Regions from separate parts of the Homo sapiens genome. Here region 1 is linked to region 2. A link is a contact called in ENCODE Hi-C or POLR2A ChIA-PET data. All regions are on one chromosome and are shown on one strand. Each heading gives the region's core, a stretch centred on a gene start or an enhancer-like site at or near the end of the contact. The rest is flanking DNA. Distances are from core to core; before and after follow the strand shown.

Region 1 (4,454 bases), core at 659-3,158, 750 kb before region 2:
AGAAATGGGGTTTCACTGTGTTGGCCAGGCTGGTCTTGAACTCCTGACCTCGAGATCTGCCAGCCTCGGCATCCCAAAGTGCTGGGATTATAGGCATGGGCCACCGTGCCTGGCCCACAGAAGGGAGTTATTCTGAGGCCTGCTGATGCTTAGAGTCAGATCGGGGCAGCTGTAGGCTTCCAGCTCCTCTGTCAGTTTGGAGCAAAGCTGGCAAACGGAATGGGATTGCCACCTGATTCGGGAGGCAGCCATAGGCCTCATGGAATTCTAGGAAGGCTGTGTCTTAGAAGATGAAAGGAAGGATCCATAGTGAGGGAGGACTTTCCGAAACATATCTTCCCTAGCACTATGGCCAATTGTTTCCATGACCTTGATCTTCATTCAGTCTCCTTCTCAGGAGGAAGTAGGGGTGACCTCTTTCTAGGGCAGAGGTTCTCAAAGTTTGCTTTGCAAAGGAATTATGAGTCGGAGCCAGGGACACCTAATTAAATACATACCTCCAGCCCTACTGCTAGAGATTTGGCTTTAGTAAGTCTAAGGTAGGTGGGGTACAGGATTCTGTATTCTGAATAAGCAACCCAAGGTTCTGATGCAGCTGGTTCAGGGAACACATTTTGAGATCCACCTCTTGAGGCTGGAGTATCTGAGGCCAAGGATGTAAGCAGGACTCCAGTATTGAGACAGGATCCATATGATAAAACTTAGGGGACAGCTTGAGCTCAGAAACAGGGCAGAGCTGAATGTTTAAGTGCTTCCCTTGGTTAGTATTGGCTCAGGTTTTGGTGCCTTGAACTAAGAAGTGCTGGGGACCATAGAGAGAGATGCCATGTCATGCTAGGTCACACTTGCATCTGCTGACTCCCTGCTTTCTTTGCAATGGAACCCCCTTTGATTGACTTCATTGTGTTTATATCCAATAATCCTTTCTTAACAATAGTGTTCATTGTGTAGTACATGCTGACTAGTTTAAAAAACTTTTAAACTGATTGTATACATATGGACATTGTATTCTTAAGTAGAATTTAACTCATTTTGCAACTGATGTTAAAGCCACCGCCACACAGAATATCTCAGTGAAACAGGGGAGTTCGTTCCTGGTATAAACGGGGAATGGTGAAGAAATAAGAGGAAGGACAGAACAGGGGGCAGACAGGTGGAGCCGGTGTAGGAGTGAGATAGTGGGAGTGATAGGTGTGGGTATTTGTTTATAGGGTTAGAATTAGGGTTACAGGAGGCAGGGAGTTCAGAGGTGTGGAGTTCTAGGGAAGGGGTCAGCTATAATGGAGTCGGGCTGGGTGAAATATTCTGAGTTGGTGAAGTTTAGGAACTACAGGAGCTTGTAGAGCTCATTGAAGTAGTGCAGGTACGTTGAATGTTCGAGTGTCCTCTTCAAGCTCTAGGCCCTGGACTCGGGAGTGTGATAGGAGTTCCCTAGTGGCGGTGGAGGGCCTCATCCTCCAGATATATTTGATAATTCTTGGAGGTACAGATTCCTGTCAAAAGCAAGTGCAAAGGGACTAGGAAGGACAAGTTGGTTGATTCATTCATTCACTCACTTTCCCTAGGGACCGTCCCTACTTGGTGGTGGCACTGCTCTGGCCCCTAGATACAGTGCTGAGCATGGCACACCCTCACTCAGCTGGCATTCTAGTGGGGTGACAATAATTAACAAATAGATAGGTAATCTAATTTCAGGATGTGCAGAGCTATGAAGAAAAATAAAGGAAGCGAAGAGGTGAGGGAGTGGCGATTTTAGATTAGGGGGAGTGTCGGGGAGAGCCTCTCTGAGAAGGCGATGTTTGGCAGAGACCTGAGGTGAGGAAGCCTGGTGGAGAATGGAGAGGCGTGTGGCCAGGCAGTGTTTGTGGCATGGCCTGACTTCATGCTGGGAGATTCTTGGGCCTGTGGATATTTTCATGACTGTTGTGGGAGACAAGCTTGCTGGGTCAGGCTCTATTTTGGGGTGGGCACTGACTCACCGCCCAAGTGTTGGGCAACTGGTATGCTGCTGTGAGATTGTTTCTGCTGTAAAATGAGGATCTTCCTAGCTACCTCTGTTTTACAACAATCTCATGAGAATTGGTCAGTGTCTTTCTAGAAAGTGTTTTTATTACACAATATCTTGCATGTATGCCACAGGATAAGTTGTCAGCAACCAACTCAGCTGTGTTCTCAGAGAGCAAAGTTTGGGCTGGTCCATTGAGCGCTGACACTGAGTTGATCCCCCGCAAAAGGCCTTGAACTCCTGCTGATTTTCTTGGTTTTCGTGCACTGCTGAGCTCCTGATTCAGAGCCTGAAGCCCTAGGTTCTGATTCCTACTCTATTGCTGACAACCCATGGGGACCAAGCTTTGTCTGAGTGTGTCCATGGATCTCCCAGAGGAGCAGCAGGAGGCCTGGGAGTATAGTCTATGAGGAATATGCAGATTTCCCCTTAGTTTCATCTTACCCATGTTCAGCATGGTGGCCATGGCCAGGGTAGTGTATTTAAGTGGCAGAAAATTCATGAAAATATTTCAAAGGGAGCAGAGAAATGCTGGGCCTTGGGGAGTCAAAGCTGGTTAAAAAGACCCCTGGAGAGAAGGACACTGTCTTGAGGGCACTTTCTTTCTCTCCCACGAACTGAGCTGAGATGTTTAGGCCGATTCGTGCACAGCGCTGGCCCTATGCTTGCTCTGGATGCATGGTCGACAGCAATGCAGCAAGTCAGACACGCAGTTACCTGATACGCACCCGGCCAAATGCTGAAGAGATAAGGGTTGTGAGTCAGTGTGGTGCTTGGTCCACTTACCCCTAAGTGTCTCCTACCAACCTTCCAAGATTCCTCTGATTTGGTCCAAAATACTTTCCCTGATTGAGTGCTGACGAGGTGCCAGGTATCGTGCTAACGCCTTGGTGTACTTCATCTTGCTTATTCTTCTGTGCAGCTCACTGAGGTGGGGACTATTATACCATTTTACAGATGAGGAAGCTGAGGTTCACTCACTTGCACTAAGTCACACAATGAGTGAGCATCAGAGGTCAGACTAGACACCAGTCCCTCCTCTGCCTGCCAACAGCCAGGTGGCTGCTCTTTTTCCCCTGCCCTCCCCAGGCTCCCGGAAGTCCCTTGGCTTGTGCACATGCAAACTCACACATACACAAAGCCAGATGTGCTGGAGAATTTACCTACTCCTGGATGGCCTGTAACCAAAGACAGTCAGTGTGGTCAGAGAGTATCACGGCCCTTGCCTCCTGGTGGGACAATTCAGAAGTGTCTTTTCCAGAGGTCCCTGCAGGATCAGGCTGAAGCCACTTTTTGCATGACTTTTGTCTTGCTGGGCTTCCTCCCCCCCTTGTCTTGCCCCCCTGTTCCCTTACGTCACTAGCAGAGGGGGTCTGCTTGCAGGGAATCCAGATGCCCGGTCAGACATGGGCTGAGCTGGGGCAGCATGTTATTAAGTGACTGTGATTCCAAACAAGAATTTGGGGCCAGGCACAGTGGCTGACACCTGTAATCCCAGCACTTTGGGAGCCCGAGGGGGGCAGATCATGAGGTCAGGAGATCGAGACCATCCTGGCTAACGTGGTGAAACCCCATCTCTACTAAAAATACAAAAATTAGCCATGCGTGGTGGCGGGCGCCTGTAGCCCTAGCTACTCAGGAGGCTGAGGCAGGAGAATGGCATGAACCCGGGAGGCAGAGCTTGCAGTGAGCAGAGATTGTGCCACTGCACTCCAGCCTGGGCGACAGAGCGAGACTCGTCTCAAAAAGAATTCGGAAGCCGTGGCTAGCAGTGACAGCCCAATTAAGAGTCCAGATGACCCTAGAGAGCCCAATAATATGTCACATGGGAAACACATTGACTTCATTTAGGAGCTCCTTGGAGTGCAAAGCATTAACTTAAACCATTGGAACATCCCTCCTTTAGACTTGATTATACAGATTCAACCAAATTAACCTCTCACTAATCTTCAAGTCACAGTCCGGGTGAAATAACATTTCTAAATGTCATGTTGGTGGGTCTCTAGAGATGTGTTGCCTCAGTTATATGAAGCTTATTTGACCCCATAATTAGTGCCCACCCTGTCCTGCTGAACTTCCTGTTTCCCATATATTTATTTATATGACATTCACGAGGGTGAAATTTGCTTTGCCTCCTGAGATGACTGTAGGTCTGGGTGACCCCAACACCTGAGTTCAGGACTGATGGCAAGAGCTGCACTGTCTAATATGGTAGCTACTAGCCACATGTGGCTGTTGGGCATTTGAATTGTGCCTACTCTGCACTGAGATGCTTTAAGTATAAAATACGCATAAGGCTGGGCACGTTGGCTCACGCCTGTAATCCCAGCACTTTGGGAGGCTGAGGCGGGCAGATCACAAGGTCAGGAGTTTGAGACCAGCCTGACCAACATAGTAAAACCCCGTCTCTACTAAAAATACAAAAATTAGCCAGGCGTGGTGGCATGAG
Region 2 (4,287 bases), core at 557-3,056:
AGAGATGGGGTTTCAGCATGTTGTCCAGGATGGTCTTGATCTCTTGGCCTCGTGATCCACCTGCCACGGCCTCCCACAGTGCTGGGATTACAGGCGTTAGCCACCGTGCCCGGCCATTTTAAGCATTTTTTTAAGAGCAGTACTATACACCTCATGTTCTTACAAGGAGCATAAGATAGGAGAGCGTTTTTATACTGCAGGGGTCAAGGGAAAGCTCTCCCCTTGGCCCTCTGAAGATTTGAAGAAAAATCAACTTGAAAAAGGCAGATTAGAGAAAAGGCATATAAACTTAATGTGCACACAGTGTGCACATGGGGAGAATCATAGAGTGATTGCCAACCCCCTAAGTGGTTGACAAGCTAATATACCATCCTGGCAAAACAGGTTATGGGAGTGGGGAGAAGAGGAATTCTGTTGAGGAAGTTACTAGGGAAGATGAATGGATCAGGGAACAGAGATTAATTAACTTGTATGTTATTTTGTCAAAGGGTCTATTAGGTGTGATTACATTCTTGGTCTTACAGGAAGGGAAGGAAAAACAATTATTCCTTTTGATGGGTCTAGATCTTGGGCAGATAAAGGAACTTCAACTTCATCTTGTGCTTTGGGAGAGATGGTGGAGCAAAGAGGGGAGGCCAGAGAGATTTTGCGGCTTCTTCAGTTCAGCATGTCAAAACACTATACTTGGGATGTTGATTTCTGAGCCCCAACAATACTGTAAGTATAACCACCTGGTGGTGAAATCAGTTTAGTGTGTCATGATCTGTATTTTAAAAAATAGAATAGAAAACAGCAGAATACATGACACAGAGTAAGTACTTACACGTATTGTTTTGTGAATTTTTCATACACATGTACATCAGGTCACAATATAAAAGCAATTTCCTCCTATTGGTTATGGTTAGAAAGGTTTGAAAAACATTGAGATGGCTAAATACAGAACTTAAGGACTTAAGAAGGCAGGCACCAGCTATAAAGGAAAGGGAAAAAAATGCTTGGAGCCAGTGGTAATTCATTCAATCCACACTTATTTCTTACATGTGTTGAGCATCAAATGTATGCATAACAACTGCCTAAAACTAGGAGGAGACGCAAAGGCAACTTTTAAGGTGAGCCTCTTTTCCCTGGGTAGTTTAAAATCTAGTTAGAAAAAGAAGTTGCAGAGGGGAATCAGTTAAATAACAATCCAAGTCAGTATGGGATTAAGTCCTGAAGAACTATACTGACAGTAGACACTCATTTCAGAAAATTGATGTGAGCAATAGCAGTTGGGGAAGGCTTCAGAAGAAAGGAGCTGAATTTAAGCTGAACTTGAAGTGGGAGGATGAAGGTAGGAGGGAAAGACTTTCCAACAGGAAGAAATGCAGGAGCAAATACAGAGTCAAGAAAGCTCAAGATGTTTGAGGTACAACTAACTTGGTGTAATAAGAGGTGAGATTGGGTAAGTAAGGGGAGGCATAGTGTGGGGTGAGTTTCTGTCTAGTCATAAGAGTTTACAGGAAATGGGCAATCTCTGGAATTTTCTGATCAGGTTAATGGCAGGATGAAATCAGAGTACTAGTCCATTGACACTATATGTGATAGGTTGGAGAGAGAAGAAAGGTCAGATAGGAAGTTATTGCAAGAGTGAAACATTAAGTTGAAAAGTGCTGGACTGGCAAAGAACCAGAAGTAACAAACTGTTACAGGAAGCTGTGCTGTGATGCAGGGAAACTGGAAAGTTAAGCTGTACCAAGTGAAGTAACAGAAACTCCGAGAGAGTAAGTTTACCAGCATCTCATAACAACCACTGAATAAATGGTAAATATGGTTCTTATTGTTGAGTAAACTTGTTAATGTAATTCTGTGCTAGTTATACTGTGAGACATGATCATTCCCAAGAGAAAAACATCTCCTAGTTCAGTACAGTATTCTCAGCTATAACACAGACAAAACAAAGAGGGCTGTTTTTCTTGATGAGAACATCTTGGACCATCAATAGGAAGCACAGACTATGATCTTGTTAAGGTCGACATTTGTGGCTCATTCATTCTGGTACCCACAGCGTCTAAGGAGTACTCAGTAAATGTAAAATGAACTAAGAAAGCCAACGACCGAGTATATGGAGAAAAACATCAAAGTGATATAGAGCCAAGCACACTGAATAACTTTAGTAGATCCCAAACTATGCAGTGAGACCGGTGGTCACCATCATTTAGATCCAGGGCACTTCCTGTTGTGTGCCTTTCAGAACTCTTCAAGGGTCAGTCTGCTTGAAGGACACAGCCTCGCCAATCTGTTGCCCTAAATATTTCTATAGTGATGGAGCTATCAGATGGGCATCAGAATCTGCTCTATCTCATTTTTTAAAAGGACAACTTTTGGCTGGGTGCAGTGGCTCACGCCTGTAATCCCAGCACTTTGGGAGGCTGAGGCAGGTGGATCACGAGGTCAGGAGATCGAGACCATCCTGGCTAACATGGTGAAACCCCGTCTTTACTAAAAATATAAAAAAAATTAGCCGGGCCTGGTGGCAGGCACCTGTAGTCCCAGCTACTCAGGAGGCTGAGGCAGGAGAATGGTGTGAACCCGGGAGGCAGAGCTTGCAGTGAGCCAAGATCACACAGCTGCATTCTAGACTGGGTGACAAAGTGAGACTCCGTCTCAAAAAAAAAAAAAAAAAGGACAACTTTTCACTTCCTCAAAATCATCAATCTAGTACTAGGTTACAAATTATTCCATTTAAAAAGCATTTTCCTTCTGATTATCATTTCAGGATTTCCAGACCAGACTTTAGGCAAAGAAAGAACAGACTTCAAGCAAACTTTTCTCTACTGAATAGGATTATATATTTTATCACCTTGTGAAGAATTTCATCAGAAACAACATCTCATTGCATATTTGCATCTTTTCTTGAAAATTCCTCAAATATATCTATTGTGGGCAATTACATGAATTCATCTTTATTTTTTGGCTACTTATGCTTACACAGAACTGATACTCAAAGCCAATGTGAGAATTAGAACTCACAAAAATGATCACTTTTTTGAAAGGTGAGAAAGTACACAAAACATAAATATGTTCTGTACCTTCCTTCTTCCTTATTTTAAGTTGCCTTTCAATAACTTGATACTATCTTTGGATGAACTGGACGTGGGATTCTGTCACCTCTCTTATGAAAGACAGAATGGGGAAAAAATGAATGAACTTTGTTGTATACGTTTTTGGGTTAAGGAGGGAAGGAAGTTAAATAGCCAAGTGGCTTCTGATTGAATTACTGACAGAAATATTGGTGGCCTCAGATCAGCTGCAGCAGAACTAAAATTGTTAAAACTGTTATCGTTGAGACAGTCTGCGGCGCTTAACCAACTTTTGGGCTATCTGTGCTGCACCGTAGATCAAATTGCTTACCGTCTAGGAGGCGTTAGTTTTACAATAGTTTATCTTATAGATGTCACAAGTTTCATTTTTTGAGGTTAGATATTTTATGAGGTTTTTTTTCTGATTAAAATGACTGTATTAGGTAGGTATTTGCTAACAGCTGCTTCATAGATTTTCTGGGCTAAAGCATTCCCAAGTTGTGTTCAACGGCAAAAACCTTTGGAGTCACATTGCCCTCATATTTCTATTGGAATAGATCCAAAATTGCTGTCTAAGGAAAATCTTGGCTTACCCCACAAATATTTCCTCTGTTTCCTTAATTTTTATAACACAGCGTTAACCCCATTCCTAGTTCCCATGACTGCTAATGCAAATGAATATGCTCTAAATCGTTGACACGACTCTGCTTTTTGGATATTTTCAGAAATGCTGAGTCGCAAGAAGTAACACTTAGGGAAGATTTCCTGAAATCTGCACTGTATTTGGGTGTTCTAATTTTTATCTTTAGATTAAAAAAAATTGTGAGAAGTCTTTTTTTTTTTTTTGGATAGTCTTCTTTTGATTCCTCCTATGATTACTTTTACCAAACTGCTGTTTAGGATCACACAAATACCCTAAGTCTAGGGATGGTAGGAGACGCAGCCTCAGAAACCCCTGACTGACTGTTTTTACTGTGGAGATGCATCTGAGAACGTGCTAACTTATCACATTGTGTTCTCTTAACAAGAGCCTGCAGAAATTTAGTACCACAAATAACTGGTTTTTTTTCTTTTTTTTTTTTTGGAGACAGGGTTTCACTGGAGTGCAGTGATGCAATCTTGTCTCACTGCAACCTCCACCTCCCGGGTTCAAGCTATTCTCCTGCCTCAGCCCCCCAAGTAGCTGGGACTACAGGCATGAGCCACCACACCCAGCTAATTTTTGTAT

Evidence for each region. Hi-C counts contacts between places; a loop is a spot of excess contacts on that map. ChIA-PET counts read pairs that join two places held with the same protein, here RNA polymerase II (POLR2A). Pooled maps may share reads with other maps.
Region 1: a map with no recorded cell type shows a loop between it and region 2 (6-fold over the local background). The contact joins two enhancer-like sites. A Hi-C loop is called at or near these places in 2 of 37 single-sample maps with no recorded cell type and 4 of 50 pooled maps. POLR2A ChIA-PET finds 5 or more read pairs at or near these places in 2 of 52 experiments (OCI-LY7 and activated B cell).

Annotation. Positions count from the first base shown.
Region 1 is chr3:183,535,089-183,539,542 of GRCh38, reverse strand. All of the region lies in intron 1 of KLHL6 (kelch like family member 6), which reads left to right. Among named protein-coding and RNA genes, the nearest start is that of KLHL6-AS1, 11 kb to the left of the region's middle. Within about 2 kb of position 1,908, at least 10 of the 41 ENCODE cell types and tissues checked have a DNase peak (open chromatin) inside an H3K27ac peak, as active enhancers do; they include OCI-LY7, where a contact is called at or near this core.
Region 2 is chr3:182,786,895-182,791,181 of GRCh38, reverse strand. ATP11B-DT (ATP11B divergent transcript) reads left to right here. Exons shown (of 3, transcript NR_187316.1): 2 at 2,756-3,032. Among named protein-coding and RNA genes, the nearest start is that of ATP11B-DT, 4.3 kb to the left of the region's middle. Within about 2 kb of position 1,806, at least 3 of the 41 ENCODE cell types and tissues checked have a DNase peak (open chromatin) inside an H3K27ac peak, as active enhancers do; they include OCI-LY7, where a contact is called at or near this core.